Regions from separate parts of the Homo sapiens genome. Here region 1 is linked to region 2. Evidence: read pairs that join two places in POLR2A ChIA-PET (ENCODE). Cell type or tissue: PC-3. All regions are shown on one strand.

What was found. Peaks named below come from ENCODE experiments on the same cell type or tissue, not always from the same donor. Only the 100,000 strongest peaks of a DNase experiment are listed, where the experiment ranks them.
Region 1: POLR2A ChIA-PET joins it to region 2 with 18 read pairs; 2 of 35 experiments call an interaction of 5 or more read pairs at or near these places.

Annotation. Positions count from the first base shown.
Region 1 is chr1:247,871,933-247,879,932 of GRCh38, forward strand. TRIM58 (tripartite motif containing 58) reads left to right here. Exons shown (of 6, transcript NM_015431.4): 6 at 3,968-8,000. The coding sequence ends at 4,557. Among named protein-coding and RNA genes, the nearest start is that of TRIM58, 19 kb to the left of the region's middle. In PC-3, no CTCF peak of the experiment used is centred here; no DNase peak of the experiment used is centred here.
Region 2 is chr1:246,612,569-246,620,568 of GRCh38, forward strand. The region is part of intron 2 of CNST (consortin, connexin sorting protein); the gene reads left to right. Among named protein-coding and RNA genes, the nearest start is that of CNST, 50 kb to the left of the region's middle. In PC-3, no CTCF peak of the experiment used is centred here; no DNase peak of the experiment used is centred here; H3K27ac peaks cover 522 bases.

The DNA.
Region 1 (8,000 bases), 1.3 Mb after region 2:
CTGCAGGGGATAACCCAGCAAATATATGATCTGGAAGAAAGCATTCAGGCAGCAGAAATGAGCGCCAAGGCCTGACGTGGAGGATGGCAGGTGTGTTCCAGGAGCTGTGAGGATGTCAGTGTGAGGACTCTGTGGCAGAGTAAATGACAGGAGGGTCGGAGAGACCAAGAAAGGGCTAGATAGGCAGGCCATGCTGAGCATGATACTTTATCCCTGAGCGAAATAGGACATAGTTGAAAGTTGTACCTAGAAAAATAGTTTGATTGGACTAATGTTTTATGAGGATCACTCTATATGCTTTCTTGTAAGTAAATTACAGAGAGGAGAAGATTGACATGGGAAAAGCAGTTAAGGGTCTTTGCAGTAATTTGATGAGAGATGATTATGTGTTGGAATAGATGTTATTACGGAAGGTGCCGCAAGATGGACAGATTTTTGTTATATACTGAAGGCAGAGCTGTTAAGATTTGCTGTTGGATTATATATGATGTGCTATAAACAGGAAGAGCCATGAATGATTCCAAGGTTTTGGATCTTGCGAACTGGCAAAATGTGATTGCCACTTATATTGATGAGGAAAGCGACAGTTGAAGCAGAAGAAGGGCACAGGGTTTTGGATATGTGGATGTTGCGATGAGTGCTAAATATTCAAATGTTGCTATCAAGTGGGCAGATGAATGTACAATAGGGAGTTTCAGGGTAAAGTTCAAAGCTAAGCACATGCATTGGGAATCAGTCAGCATATGAATGGAATTTTATCAAAGCAATGAACCAGCCAGCACCCGGGTAGATAGGGAGTGAGGTGAGAGAGAGAGAAGAAGTCCAAGTCTTGGGACTATAGGTTTCTCCAGTGGTGGTGGTGGAGGAGAAGAGAACAGCAAAGAGGATCAAGGAGTAGTGAGCAGTGAGGGAAGGGAAACATGGATGAGTGTTACCTTTGGAAAAGGGAGATTTTCCAGCACAAGTAGATTCTCAGTGTTGAGAGATACAGAAAAATCATTGAAGATGAACTCTGGGCCGGGCGCGGTGGCTCACGCCTGTAAATCCCTGCACTTTGGGAGGCCGAGGCGGGCAGATCACCTGAGGTCAGGAGTTCGAGACCAGCCTGATCAACCTGAGGAAACCTTGTCTCTACTAAAAATACAAAATTAGCCAGGCGTGGTGGTGCATGCCTGTAATCCCAGCTACTCGGGAGGCTGAGGCAGGAGAATCACTTGAACCCGGGAGATGGGGGTTGCAGTAAGCCAAGATCATGCCATTGAACTCCAGCCTGGGCAACAAGAGCAAAACTCCATCTTAAAAAAAAGACAAACTGACAAGTAACCATTCATCAACACGGAGGTCCCTGGGAAGATGGACATGCGCAGTTTGGTTGGGGTATGGTCACATCATGATGAAGAATTGAGTTTAGGAGAGAAGGGGTAGGGAGAGGAATGGGATACAGACCATATCAAAAGCCATTTCACAGATCTCTTTTGTTAGAAATGAAGCAGACCACTGTGCCGGAAGAGGAATGGCTTGGGAATACATGACCTGTTAGATTGTGTTAAATGCACAATCCATGGAGACCTACCTTTCAATCTCTGTTATTTACCTCTAGAGTTTGGGAAGACCACATAAACTCTTTGACTCTGAATCTACTCTTGTGTAATGTAGGGATGACAATGGTGACCCTCAGGGTGGTTACATAATAAAAATAATGCAATGCGCAGTTACGTGACCACTCAGGTTGGGTATCAATAAAAATTCACTAGACCGGGCGTGGCAGCTCACGCCTGTAATCCCAACATTTTGGGAGGCTGAGGCGGATGGATTGCTTGAACCCAGGAGTTCGAGACCAGCCTGGGCAACATGGCAAAACCCCTTCTCTACAAAAAAATACAGAAAACTAGCTGGGCATGGTGGTGTGTGCCTTCCCAGCTACTCAGAGGGCTGAGGTCAGGGGATGGCTTGAGTCTGAGAGGTGGAGGCTGCAGTGAGCTGTGATTGCACCACTGCACTCCAGACTGGGCAACAGAGCGAGACTCCGTTTCAAAAAAAAAAGTAGTTCACTGTAAGTGTTTAAAGGCAAATAAGTATAGTGGTAGTGGTAGTAGCAGTAGCAGTAGCAGTAGCAGTAGAAACAGTATTTGTTCTGATATTAAAAATCAAACTATATTAACATGTTAGTCTGATTTTGCATTGCTATAAAGAAATACCTGAGGCTGGGTAATTTATTAATATAAGGAAATATGCTTTATTTTGGCTCATGGTTCTGTAGGCTGTACAGGAGTCATGGTGCTGGCACCTGTTTCTGGTGAGGCCTCAGGACACCTACAGTCATGGTGGAAAGCAAAGGAGGAGCCAGCGTATCACATGGCAAGAGGGAAGCAGTGAAGTGGGGAGGCCCCAGGTTCCTCTTAAACGACCAGCTCTTGCATGAACGGATAAAGAACTCACTTATCACCAGTGGGATGGCACTAAGTCATTCATGGGGGATCTGCACCCATGATCCAGCACCCCCCACTAGGCCCCACCTTCAACATTGGGAATCACATTTCAACATGAGACCGGGAGGCGATACACATCCAAACCATATTATTTATTAACTTACTACTTATAAGCAATGCTAATAAGGAAATGCACTGAATATTTTACATCCCCCCTTCACTGAGGTTTCATATCTAGATGTATTTATTTATTATGTATATGGGTCAAATGTCTCATCAATCTCACTGGGACTTCAGAGTATCAGTATTTTTTATTGTTATATAACGCATAACTACAAGCTTATGTGCTTAAAGCCATACCATTTAGTAGCTCATGGTTCTGAAGACCAGACATCCAAGTGGGATCAGCTGGCTCCTCTGCTTAGGTTTTCTCAAGGCCCAAATATGGGTGTTGGCCAGGCCAGGCCAGGCTTCTGTGTAGGTCGGGGGAAGAACCTTACCTCCAACCTTATTCAGGTTGTTGGCATAATACAATTCTGTGCAAATGCGGTACTGAGATTCCTGTTTTCTTGCTGGCTGTTGGTTGGGGGCTATTCTCAGCTCTGGAGATCACTCTCAGCTCTAGAGGTCACTCGTTTGTCTCTTCATGTGACCTTTCCATTTTCAAAGCCAGCAAAGAGATATCAAATCCACATCTTATTGACCTTTCCTGCTGCCACCAACCCAATAGCCAGAGAAAACTTTCTGATTTTACAGGACTTGTGGGATTTGATTAGACGCACCTTGATAATCTCTCTCTTGTCATATAGTGTAACATACTCATGAGGCTAACACCAGGGTGTGAAGGTCATGGGGTCCATCTTAGAATTCCGCCTACCACAGTAATATAACTTTGGAAGTAGTGGATTTAATATTAATAAAATTCTATAGATTTTTAAGAAAAAAATTCCTAAGGGGTTTATAAATTTTATGTTAAATGCAGAAGATCCTCCTAAGTGCACTCAAATGCTTTGGATGTAAGCCAGACATGGTGGTGTGCACCTGTAGTCCCAGCTGCTGGGGAGGCAGACACGGGAGGATTGCTTGAGTCCAGGAGTTTGAGGCTGTAGTGTACCACGGCTATGCCCATGAATAGCTCTGCACTCCAGCCTGGGCAACATAGCAAGACCCCGTCTCTCTGTCTCTCTCTCTCTCTCTCACGCACACACACACACACAAATGCTTTAGATGTAAATGAAAGGAAACTAAATGATAATTCACTTGGTTTGTCGTCATCAATAGTTGTTTTTTTTTGGGAAAGTTAAAGAGTTCTGGGTTACGCAGAGGTAACAGTGGAATATACCAGAAAGTTATAAAGAATAAGAATAATAAAGTAATAAAGAAGATTTCACCTGTAAGGTGAAATACTGATTTGTTTTCTCTAGGAGTTAATAGAGAGAGAAAAGTGAGGAACTGTGGGACTATTCTTTTCAGTGGTTTCCTAAGTTTCTACCAGTCCTTTCTTTCCTTTCACCTGGTCCACCACATTCTTTCCGCAGTGGATGTAAAGCTGGATCCCGCCACGGCGCACCCGAGTCTGCTCTTGACCGCCGACCTGCGCAGTGTGCAGGATGGAGAACCATGGAGGGATGTCCCCAACAACCCTGAGCGATTTGACACATGGCCCTGCATCCTGGGTTTGCAGAGCTTCTCATCAGGGAGGCATTACTGGGAGGTTCTGGTGGGAGAAGGAGCAGAGTGGGGTTTAGGGGTCTGTCAAGACACACTGCCAAGAAAGGGGGAAACCACGCCATCTCCTGAGAATGGGGTCTGGGCCCTGTGGCTGCTGAAAGGGAATGAGTACATGGTCCTTGCCTCCCCATCAGTGCCTCTTCTCCAACTGGAAAGTCCTCGCTGCATTGGGATTTTCTTGGACTATGAAGCCGGTGAAATTTCATTCTACAATGTCACAGATGGATCTTATATCTACACATTCAACCAACTCTTCTCTGGTCTTCTTCGGCCTTACTTTTTCATCTGTGATGCAACTCCTCTTATCTTGCCACCCACAACAATAGCAGGGTCAGGAAATTGGGCATCCAGGGATCATTTAGATCCTGCTTCTGATGTAAGAGATGATCATCTCTAAAATTCTGTTCCCAAGATGCAGTCCTAGCGTAGCGAACGTTCCTGGAGTGGGGTGAAGGATATCAATATACTAAGTTTTAACAGATACCCCATTTAGGTCAGCACTTGATTCGTTGTTGCTGTGAAATATGTCCATGGGACAAAAGAGGGAATATGAAATATTTGCATATGGGAAGATTATAGAGCATAATAATTTTGTAAATGGAGCAATCTCAACCTCTATTTCTAGATCACATTTTCTTGATGTCTTCCTTCAAATTAATGACCTTGGATTACATAAGGATTTCTATGCATTCATTATAATTTGTTATTCCTTTCAATATCCTTGTATTTCAAATCTTCCATATAAGAATTAGACATGGCAATTCTTAAATTGATTCAGAATGGTCTGATACTATTCCAGTATCACCTCCTTAATTCTGTTTCTCCTCGTTTTCCTGATTTTCCTTCTCATTCTCTCCTTCCCCGCTCTGTCTCTCTCTCCCTGTCACTCTCTCTCTCTTGTTCCTTATTTTTTGTTTCTTACCTCTTACTGTTTAACCTGTTGCTTCCTTCTGGATTAATACATTTAGAGCCATTCCTTTATATGGTCACATTTCCTATGACTTTACTCAATTACTTTTAAAATCCTTTCTATTCTGAGACTAATTTTTAAGAATTACAAAGCTCATTCTTCTGAATCTAATATCACTAACTCCTAGACTTTTTCCGTTTTCTTTGGATACACTTTAAGTAGGAATTTATCAGAATTTTCATTCAACTCGTTCTTTAATGCAGATATTTACTAGTTATAAGACCTTAAGGCTGGGTGCAGTGGCTCACGCCTGTAATCCCAGCACTTTGGGAGGCTGAGGCGGGTGGATCACAAGCTCAGGAGTTCAAGACCAGCCTGGCCAACATGGTGAAACCCTGTCTCTACTAAAAAAAAAAAAAAAATAGAAAAATTAGCTGGGCATGGTGGCAGGAGCCTGTAATCCCAGCTATTCTGGAGGTGGAGACAGGAGAATTGCTTGAACCCTGGAGGCGGAGGTTGCAGTGAGCCAATATCTCACCACTGTACTCCAGCCCAGTGCGAGACTCCATCTCAAAAAAGAAAAAAGACCTCAAACAACACTTCTCTCTCTCTTTTAGCTGCTTGTTATGGTTCCTATACATGGAACAATTATACTGGCCTCACTGTGTTATGGTAAATATTTAAGGTCATATTTGATATTGCTGGTTTGAATTCAGCTTTTCCATTTAAATACATTATAATGATGATGATGAAATCATGATAATATTTAACTTATTTTTAAAGTATATTCTGTACCTTTCCAACAAAAAGGTTAAAAGTCATTGAAGGCTAACCTTACTGCCTTCTTTGTATCACTGTCTTCTAAATAATTATTATGTCTGGGTACAGTGGCTCACGCCTGTAATCCCAGCACTTTGGGAGGCCGAGGTGGGCAGATCACGAGGTCAGGAGATTGAGACCATCCTGGCTAACACAGTGAAACCCCGTCTCTACTAAAAATACAAAAAGAAATTAGCTGGGCGTGGTGGTGGGTGCCTGTTGTCCCAGCTACTTGGGAGGCTGAGGCAGGAGAATGGCATGAACCCAGGAGGCAGAGCTTGTAGTGAGCCGAGATCGCGCCACTGCACTCCAGCCGGGGCAACAGAGCAAGACTCCATCTCAAAAATAAATAAATAAATAAATAAATAAATAAATAAATAAATAAATATTACACAAATGCTAAAATGTTTAAATGGTAAATGCTTCAATGCTAACCAAATATTAATTAATGGCAAATTATTTAACATTATCTGATAATAATCTGCAGAAGGTTTAATTTTCCTCCTCAATTTGAAGTTCAAGATGTTTTTCTCTTCCAGGGAGATTTTTTCGACTGACATCTTTAACTTACCTTCCAATCATATTACTAACGTAGCCTTCTTCCTAGATTTTTTAATTGTTTGATCATGAGCGAACACTTCTACTCTCTGTGATAGATTTGCAAACAGAGGAAATAACGCATCCTCGTGTCCCTCTTCTTGGTGTTCCACAGGCCATGTGTGCCCTAGCCCTCGTTCATGCAAGGTCTGTGTAGGGAAGGTGGACTTCAGCTCAGCAACAGCATCCCTTCCCACAGGGATCAGGTGGGTGGCTTGAGATACCCCTTCCATGGGGCACCACCCATTCAGTGAGACGGGGAAGCCCTGGGTGGGAGGGAGAACACCTCCACATGTCTTCTACTCTCTCCATAGGATGGAATGAGTGTCCCAGTCCCAGGAGTATCCATTTCCCACTGTGTAGCCCAGTACTCTGGTCTCACTGTCTCTGCTGAATCCTGTCTCACTGTGCATATTATTGTGGTTTATATCAGTCAGTAAACCAATGTGAGTCTTCATCTCTTGCATTCTTAGGTTCATAGTTTTGTGTGTCTCCTGTAATGACTCTTCTCTTTCCCTTTCCAACTCCTGAAAGATTGCCACTATTTCCTCTGGAACTTTGTTTCGTTACCAGCAAAATCCTCGACATCCATACCCGTTTCCTGGCTTTCCCTCTCCTTTCCTCTGAATGGTAGTCTTTTATATTCAGCTGTCCACTTGACATCAAAATAGACATTTTGAACTCAATTTGCCTAAAACTTACCCACAAATTTCTCCCCAAGTCTCTCCCTAACTGCAACAACAAAAACCACAGGCTTCTCCCTGTCACTGGATGGCAACTCCATTCTTTTGATTGCTTAAGCCAGGCATCCGATTGAGTACTTTCTTGATTTCTCCAGCCCACATCCAGTCCATCGGCAAGCCCTGTTGGTCCTACCTTCAGAATATGTCCGGGGTTCAGTTGTCCTGGCCACCCTGCTGCTGTAACCATGGTCAGAACTCCATCCTGCCCCTCTGGATTATGACTTTCGTTTCCTCACAGTGGTCCTGCTTGGGCTCTAGGCCCTTCCACTCCCATTCTCTCTACAGCAGCTGGGCTGATTCCTTTAGCACCCAAGGATATGTTGGCATCACAGTGACTTAGATACCATCACAAAGACCTCCCATTCAACTTAGAGTGAAAGTCAGAATCCTCACAGTGAATCCCCAGGCCCTAGAGGATGTGAACCCCCAGGCCCTAGAGGATCTGAACCCCCATCCCTCCTCTGATTATCTCTCCCACCCCCACTTCCCTTTGCATTCTGCTCCAGCTGCCCTGGCCTCATGGCTGGGTTTCCACCAAAGCAGGCACTTCCCATCACAGGGCCATTTCCCCGCCTGTGGCTTCTGCTTGACATTCCCTTTTCCCTGATATCCCCTTGACTCATTATTCCCTTTCTTCCTTAACTCTTCTGAGATCCAGCTTCTCAGTGATACCACACAGCCCTACTCCCCCCAGAGCCCATCTAGAGCTCACCTTTCCAGTCGCCCTTGCCAGGCTCAGTGGAGGCTCTTTGTTCCCCATACAGTACGTGT
Region 2 (8,000 bases):
GTTTTTTTAAAAAAATAGCCCCCCAAAATCATAACAGGTCAGGCGCAGTGGTTCGATCCAATAATCCTAGCACTTTGGGAGGCCAAGGCGGGCAGATTGCTTAAGCCCAGGAATTCGAGACCAGTCTGAGCAACATGGTGAAACCCCATCTCTAAAAAAATACATACAAAAATTAGCCAGGGGGTGTGCACTTGTTGTCCCAGCTACTTCAGAGGCTGCAGTGGGAGGATCACTTGAACTGGGGAGGTCGAGGCTGCAGTGAGCCATGATTGTACCACTGCACTCCAGCCTGGGTGACAGAGTGAGACCCTGTCTCAAAAAATATATATATAACACTCCAAACTCAGTGTTAGGGACATACAAAGCTTAACTAATTGAAATTTGCTGAGTTTTAAAACATAGTTCTCGAGCATTTATTATTTACTATATGCCAGCCACTGTGGTACATGCTTTATGTGGATTATCTCATTTACTCCTTGTCACAATCTTATCAAGCATAATACAATTAGCTCCAATTTATAGATGTGGGATCTGAAGCACAGAGAGATTAAGTAACGTGCCCGATGTCATTGCTGAAAAGTGTATCACTGAGATAAAGTACATCCCAGGACTTCATCCCAGGTAGTCTGACTTCAGACTTTGTGTCTAATGGTTAAGCTATACTATCTCACTTTTGCTGAACTTTAAAAGTGTGCTTAAAGCAATACATGACTTTCCACAATTTGCCGCAGAACAATTATTGCACATTCCTTTCCTCAGGGTGTGTTGGTGGCTATGATTCCTGCCTGCCAGCCTCAGCAAGACAAAACACAATCAGAGAAAAGGTGGATGGTTCACTCTTAAGGGAAGTAGTGGATTTGGGTTTGTTTCAGTAATCGTCTCTGAATAATGGCATAACCTTCTCTCAGATTTTTAATTTGATCTAGTTTCATTGCAGTGAAAGGAAGCTTTAACACTTGGATCAAAGAAAGTATTTGTATAAAAGCAGCGAATGTAGTTTTGAATGATAGGGTACTTGTACTCTGAATAGTAGTATACAATATTTGAACTGTATGAGGCCTTTTTTTATTCTTTCTTTCTCTCTCTCTCTCTCCTCCTCTCTACCTCTCCTCCTCTCTCCCTCTCTCCCTCTTCCCGTCTCCCTCTTCTGAGTCTAGCTTTGTCTTCCAGGCTGGAGTGCAGTAGCCTGATCTCGGCTCCCTGCAACCTCCACCTCCCAGGTTCGAGTGATTCTCCTGCCTCAGCCTCCCGAGTAGCTGGAACTACAGGTGCACACCACCATGCCCAGCTAATTTTTTGTATTTTTAGTATAGATAGGTTTCACCATGTTGGCCAGGCTGGTCTCGAACTCCTGACCTCAGGTGATCCACCTGCCTTGGCCTCCCAAAGTGCTGAGCTTACAGGCATGAGCCACTGCACTTGGCCTGTGTGAGGTCTTTAAATAACCCTTCCCTATCCTCAAAAATGCCCATCAGCTTAGTTTATGCATCAGTAACACTACAGGTTGAACATCCCTTATCCAAAATGCTTGAGATTGGAAGTGTTTCATATTTCAGGTTTTTTTTTGATTATGGAATATTCGCATATATATAGTGAGATATCTTGAGGATGGGACCCAAGTCTAAACACAGCTTTTTTATGTTTCCTATACCCACCCTGTGTATAGAGACTGAAGGTAATTTTATACAATATTTTAAAATAATTTTATACATGAAATAAAACTTTGACTGTAACCTCTCACATGAAGTTAGGTATAGAATTTTCTCCCTGTGGCATCTTGTCAGCACTAAAAAAGTTTCAGGTTTTGGAGCATGTCGGATTTCAGATTTACAGATCAGAGATGCTTAACCTGTATCATCGTATATATAATAATTGCCACTCTTTACCTAGGCCTTGGTGTTTTCTGTGTGACATCTTTCCAGTCCCCATTTTGACTGCAATAAATTTTTTTTTTTTTTTTTGGAGACAGTCTCGCTCTCTACAACCTCCACTTCCTGGGTTCAAGTGATTCTCCTGCCTCAGCCTCCTGAGTAGCTGGGATTATAGGCATGCGCCGCCACGCCCAGCTAATTTTTGTATTTTTAGTTGGGACGGGGTTTCACCATGTTGGTCACACTGGTCTTGAACTCTTGACCTCGTGATCTGCCCACCTCAGCCTCCCAAAGTGCTGAGATTACAGATGTGAGCCACCATGCCCGGCTGACTGCAATAATTTTTTATTCTCTTAATTACTTACTAACTAGAGTACCAGCTGTGAGATTTTGCTCTTAAACATCCAGTCACATCATTTTCCCAATCATGCAAAGAAATGGTAATATCCTTAGTGATATTCACAGAGCATTGTGAATATCTGCCGATCAATGCTAGACTATTAAAAGGAACGTGAATGTCAGGGTACATTCCTAGTGTTTTAAGGTAAAAGTCATTAAAGGATACTACTATATTGTTTCACAAAATGCCTCTTGACCATTATCAGAGATAGATTCTAAGCTAAACGGAGCAGTTATATGTTAGAACTGACACAGAATTCAGGCGGTGTGATCAATTGAATAAAATTTCTCAATCAAGGTAATTTCCCCAGTCTTTGGCCCATGGTTATTACAAAAAAAAAATTTTTTTTTCTTTGAGACGGAGTCTCGCTCTGTCACCCAGGCTGGAGCGCAGTGGCGCGATCTCGGCTCACTGCAACCTCCGCCTCCCGGGTTCACGCCATTCTCCTGCCTCAGCCTCCCGCGTAGCTGGGACTACAGGCGCGTGCCACCAGGCCCGGCTAATTTTTTGTATTTTTAGTAGAGTCGGGGTTTCACCGTGTTAGCCAGGATGGTCTCGATCTCCTGACCTCGTGATCCGCCTGCCTCGGCCTCCCAAAGTGCTGGGATTACAGGCGTGAGCCACTGTGCCCGGCCACAAATAATTTTTAAAAAGAAATAATACCTCTTCACAGCTACTCAGGAGACTGAGGCAGGAGGATCATTTGAGTCCATGAGTTCAAATCCAGCCTGGGTAACATAATGAAACCCCATCTCTGGGCCGGGCACGGTGGCTCACGCCTGTAATCCCAGCACTTTGGGAGGCCGAGGCAGGTGAATCACCTGAGGTCGGGAGTTCAAGACCAGCCTGACCAACATGGAGAAACCCCGTCTCTACTAAAAATACAAAATTAGCCTGGCATGGTGATGCATACCTGTAATCCCAGCTACTCGGGAGGCTGAGGCAGGAGAATAGCTTGAACCCAGGAGGTGGAGGTTGCGGTGAGCCGAGATTGTGCAATTGCACTCCAGCCTGGGCAAAAAGAGCAGAAACTCCATCTCAAAAAAAAAAAGAAACCACATCTCTGAAACCCTTAGTAGTTACATGTAAACTGTCATCTCCATTTTAGAGCTTAATGAAGTTGACAGGTCTTAAATTAGGTCTTATGAATGTGCCTGTTACTGTCTTTAAATACTTATAAATAGCATCACCAAGTTATTTAATGGGTAGTTTTTAACTATAGGTCACTTGGCTTTCACGGATGACAACGATAAATAGAACTTTTTGTTCTTGTCTAGCTATATGGATTCATATGTGGCAGCAGAAAGCTTCATTTATATTGAGTGAGATTTTGTAGGGAATTACATGGGGCGGTATGTTTTGATTTGGTTTTTCTCCTTAACTATAAATATATCTTGAAAACTTTTTGTGTATCAGAAGGAATTTTAGGTCAGACATGGTGGCTGGCGCCTGTACTCCCAGCATTTTGGGAGGCCAAGATGGGAGGACCAGTTGAGGCCAGAAGTTGAAGACAAGCCTGGGCAACATAGCAAGACACCACCCCCACTGCCCCCCCAGAAAATTTAAAAATCATCCGGGCTTGGTGGTGTGTGCCTGTGGTTCCAGCTACTCGGGACACTGAGGTGGGAGGGTCGCTTGAGCCTGGGAGGTTGAGGCTTCAGTGAGTCATGATTGGGCCACTGCACTCCAGCCTGAGCAACAGAATGAGACTTATTTTTTTCTTTTTTCTTTTTTGAGTTGGAGTCTCACTCTGTTGCCAGGCTGGAGTGCAGTGGCCCAGTCTTGGCTCCCTGCAACCTTCGCCTCCCGGGTTCAAGCAGTTCTCCTGCCTCAGCCTCCCGAGTAGCTGGGACTACATACATACGCCACCACGCCCGGCTAATTTTTGTATTTTTAGTAGACACGGGGTTTTACAATGTTGGCCAGGATGGTCTCAATCTCTTGACCTCATGATCCGCCCACCTTGGCCTCCCAAAGTGCTGGGATTACAGGGGTAAGCCACTGCGCCCGGCCAATACTTTTTTTTTTCAAGCAAAACTTTGTAAGACTCATGTGACATCAAACGTAATAATAAAAATTTTTTGAAATTCACACGGAAAAATACTAAAATTTCCGTGTTACATCATGAATGCTTTAATATTACTTTAAAATCTTAGTATATTATAAAGACACACAATTCACAATTGTCAACTCACAGCACATCAGTCTAAGTACTCCTGATTATGCTAATGTTTATTTTCTTTATTATTGCTTTTACTAAAAATAAGCTCTTAGCATATTATCCCTTACTAAAAAGAAATGAACTGTCAAGCATTAAAAGACATAGAGGAAAATTTAATGCATGTTACTAAGTGAAAGAAGGCAATCTGAAAAGGCTACATATTGTATGATAAAATGTGAAAAAATATATACAAGCTCAATGATGTTCAAACCTACAGTATTGGTGAATAATAACCTAAGCAATTTAATACTCCAGCTTAGTTCTTATAACTCCTATTATTCACTATGACATGAGTCATATAAACTTTATTAGCTTTAACTACACTTTCCTCTGAATGTTTGTCCTCAAATAAGATTGGACTTGTCTCAGAACTGCTTTACCACTCTTGTGACCTTTTTCAGTTAAGTGACAATAAAGCTGTTTTTCAGGCTGAGACTTAGGGGCACTCCTGCTTTTGGCATGCACTGTCTCATTTAATCCTCACACTAATATTATAAGGTAGATGCAACAGCCCCCATGTTACAGAGGAAAAAATAGAGGATCAAAGAGATTAACTTGCCAAAAGTATGGCTAATAAGTAGGTGAAGCATGCTGAGAACTTAGGGCTGCCTTAATATCCATGTCATTCTTCCAACTCTTTGGCAACAGTTTTCTAATATGAGTTCTTTACCCCATTAATGCTGTGAAACTAAGAACACCATATTTTAAGTGGCTTAAAATTCCAAGCAACCAGAATATGGCTAGTGTTACTTTCCTATTTTATATGTGCCTAAAGTAAAGTACATCCTTGGTCATTTCATAACATGTATAACAATTGCTATGATTATTTGAGCCACGATAGAATTCTATTCTAAGAGCTTGGCAGAGCTAGAAGAACAACCTGCTCTTTGGTAGGGAGTATTGCAGCACGCTTCTTGCAAGGACATTCAGTTTTCTTGCCTGAAAAGCAAACACACCACTATTTGTGTAGTCACCAGTCTAGGCAAGGGAGGAACAATGGTTTTAAAAATACACCCAGAAAGGAACTAGAAGATACTTGTATTAGGTGGGTAACCTTACCTTCCATTATCGTAAATAGTTGCTCAAGCTTCTTCACAGTAATGGTCTGCATTTCTTATGTAGCAAAACCTCTGGAGATTTTGAATGTTTTTGATGGTCAGAACTAGAGAACTTCTCTATCCAATCTCTTCGTTTTAGGTAAGGAAACTATATAGGTCAGCAAGTAAAAAGTCTAATCGAAGGTCTCTTGGAAAAATCATAGCAGAACTGAAGTCTCTTGCTCCTTTCCCAGTGCTCTCTGATTTTATATTACTCTGTCCCCACAAGGAATGTTATCTCAAGGTAAGATGGTTTTGTATAGTAATGGTTATCTCTGAAGCTCATGTTGTTTAAGGCCTGACAGATAATCCTTTTGTAGTATGAGTCTTGTAGTTTTGCTAACGTCTTCAGTGATTTAGTGTGACCCCTCTGAGCCTAGATCATATTTTCCTTCCCCTCCCTACACTCAATGATTAAAGTACGATATTCTTTCTAATTGCCCATTAGCCCCCTGCTGCTCTTGGAATCCTTAGACTTCTGTGGGCTTTTGGAACTTCTGCTGTTAGGTTTCATGAATAATAGTCCCCTTTCTGTTGAGTTTCTCTGGTTACATCATTTTATTTACCAATGTATTGCTTTTTAATATCAGTAACATTGAATATTAAAGTAGGTGATAAAATGGATCAAGCAGGAAACTTGACCATTACAAATCGATGCTAACTAAATAACCGAGATAACCACGATGCAGGTTGCCGATTATCCAGGACCCTTTTTTGATCTCCTTTGGAAAGGGAGTCATCAATTCTGTCCTTTTTCCTTAACTTTGAAAGTCCATCCTTCTTTGGCAATAGTCTTCAAGGGTTTTATTTAGCTCCCTTTTACTAAAAACAAGCATCACAAAATCTCATCTGTTTTTTACAAAGAAGCCTGGAGTAATACCCTGATAACTATAGGGGAATAATGTCATCAACAGAAGAATAGAATTTGGGAAGCTGACCTTATCACAGTCTATGAGATTAAATGTCTTGGGCATAGTAGTGTAGCTAGAGAAAAGGGAAAAAAAAAAAACACTAATTCTCTTAGTTTCTTTGTAGTTCTCCGTGGAAAACTCCTTTACCCACATTGGTACCCTTTTGGTTTTGCTGCTATGGTGGTTAGAAAATTAGAAAGCAGAAGAATCACCTCCTGTTTTTAGAAATACCCTAAAAAATGGCAGGCCATCACTGGGCCTTGTACTTCTAATGGCCAAAATGTATAGCAACATAAAGTGTCTAGAAGAGAATTCTCTAAAATACAAGTAATCACTGTAGGTGATTTTTTAAAGAAGCACAGCACGTGGAATTGTAGTGTTGAAGACACCATGCTGGGTATCACTGGAATAACCCCTGTGCTGCCAGCGTTGATGTGAAATAGAAGATGACATCTTAAACCAATTACTGTACTGCAACCTAGCGTCATACGAGGCCATATACCAGGTTCAGAGGAAAGTAACTTGACTTCAAGCTCATGTTATAGGGAAAGATGTGGATTTTATTAGAGTAGAACATAAATAGGCTTAAACAGGAGGAAAATATTCTAGCCGTTAGGATCTGTAATTGCTCAGAAAGGCAGGAAGTATTTTACTTTGGGAGATGAAGAATGGACCAGTCTGGCCAGGGCAGTGGGTTTCACATTCAAATCCAAAGATATGAACTACAGGGCAGTAGAAGGCAGGGCTCTGGGCACACTCTACAGGGAGGACGGCTTCAGTCATGGTGCATACACACGATGGGCTCTGGGCACACTCTACAGGGAGGACGGCTTCAGTCGTGCATACACACGATGGGCTCTGGGAACACTACAGGGAGGACGGCTTCAGTCGTGCATACACACGATGGGCTCTGGGAACACTCTACAGGGAGGACGGCTTCAGTCGTGCATACACACGATGGGCTCTGGGCACACTCTACAGGGAGGACGGCTTCAGTCGTGCATACACACGATGGGCTCTGGGAACACTACAGGGAGGACGGCTTCATCGTGGTGCATACACACGATGGGCTCTGGGAACACTACAGGGAGGACGGCTTCATCGTGGTGCATACACACGATGGGCTCTGGGCACACTACAGGGAGGACGGCTTCATCGTGGTGCATACACACGATGGGCTCTGGGAACACTCTACAGGGAGGACGGCTTCAGTCGTGCATACACACGATGGGCTCTGGGAACACTACAGGGAGGACGGCTTCAGTCGTGCATACACACGATGGGCTCTGGGAACACTCTACAGGGAGGACGGCTTCAGTCGTGCATACACACGATGGGCTCTGGGCACACTCTACAGGGAGGACGGCTTCAGTCGTGCATACACACGATGGGCTCTGGGAACACTACAGGGAGGACGGCTTCATCGTGGTGCATACACACGATGGGCTCTGGGAACACTACAGGGAGGACGGCTTCATCGTGGTGCATACACACGATGGG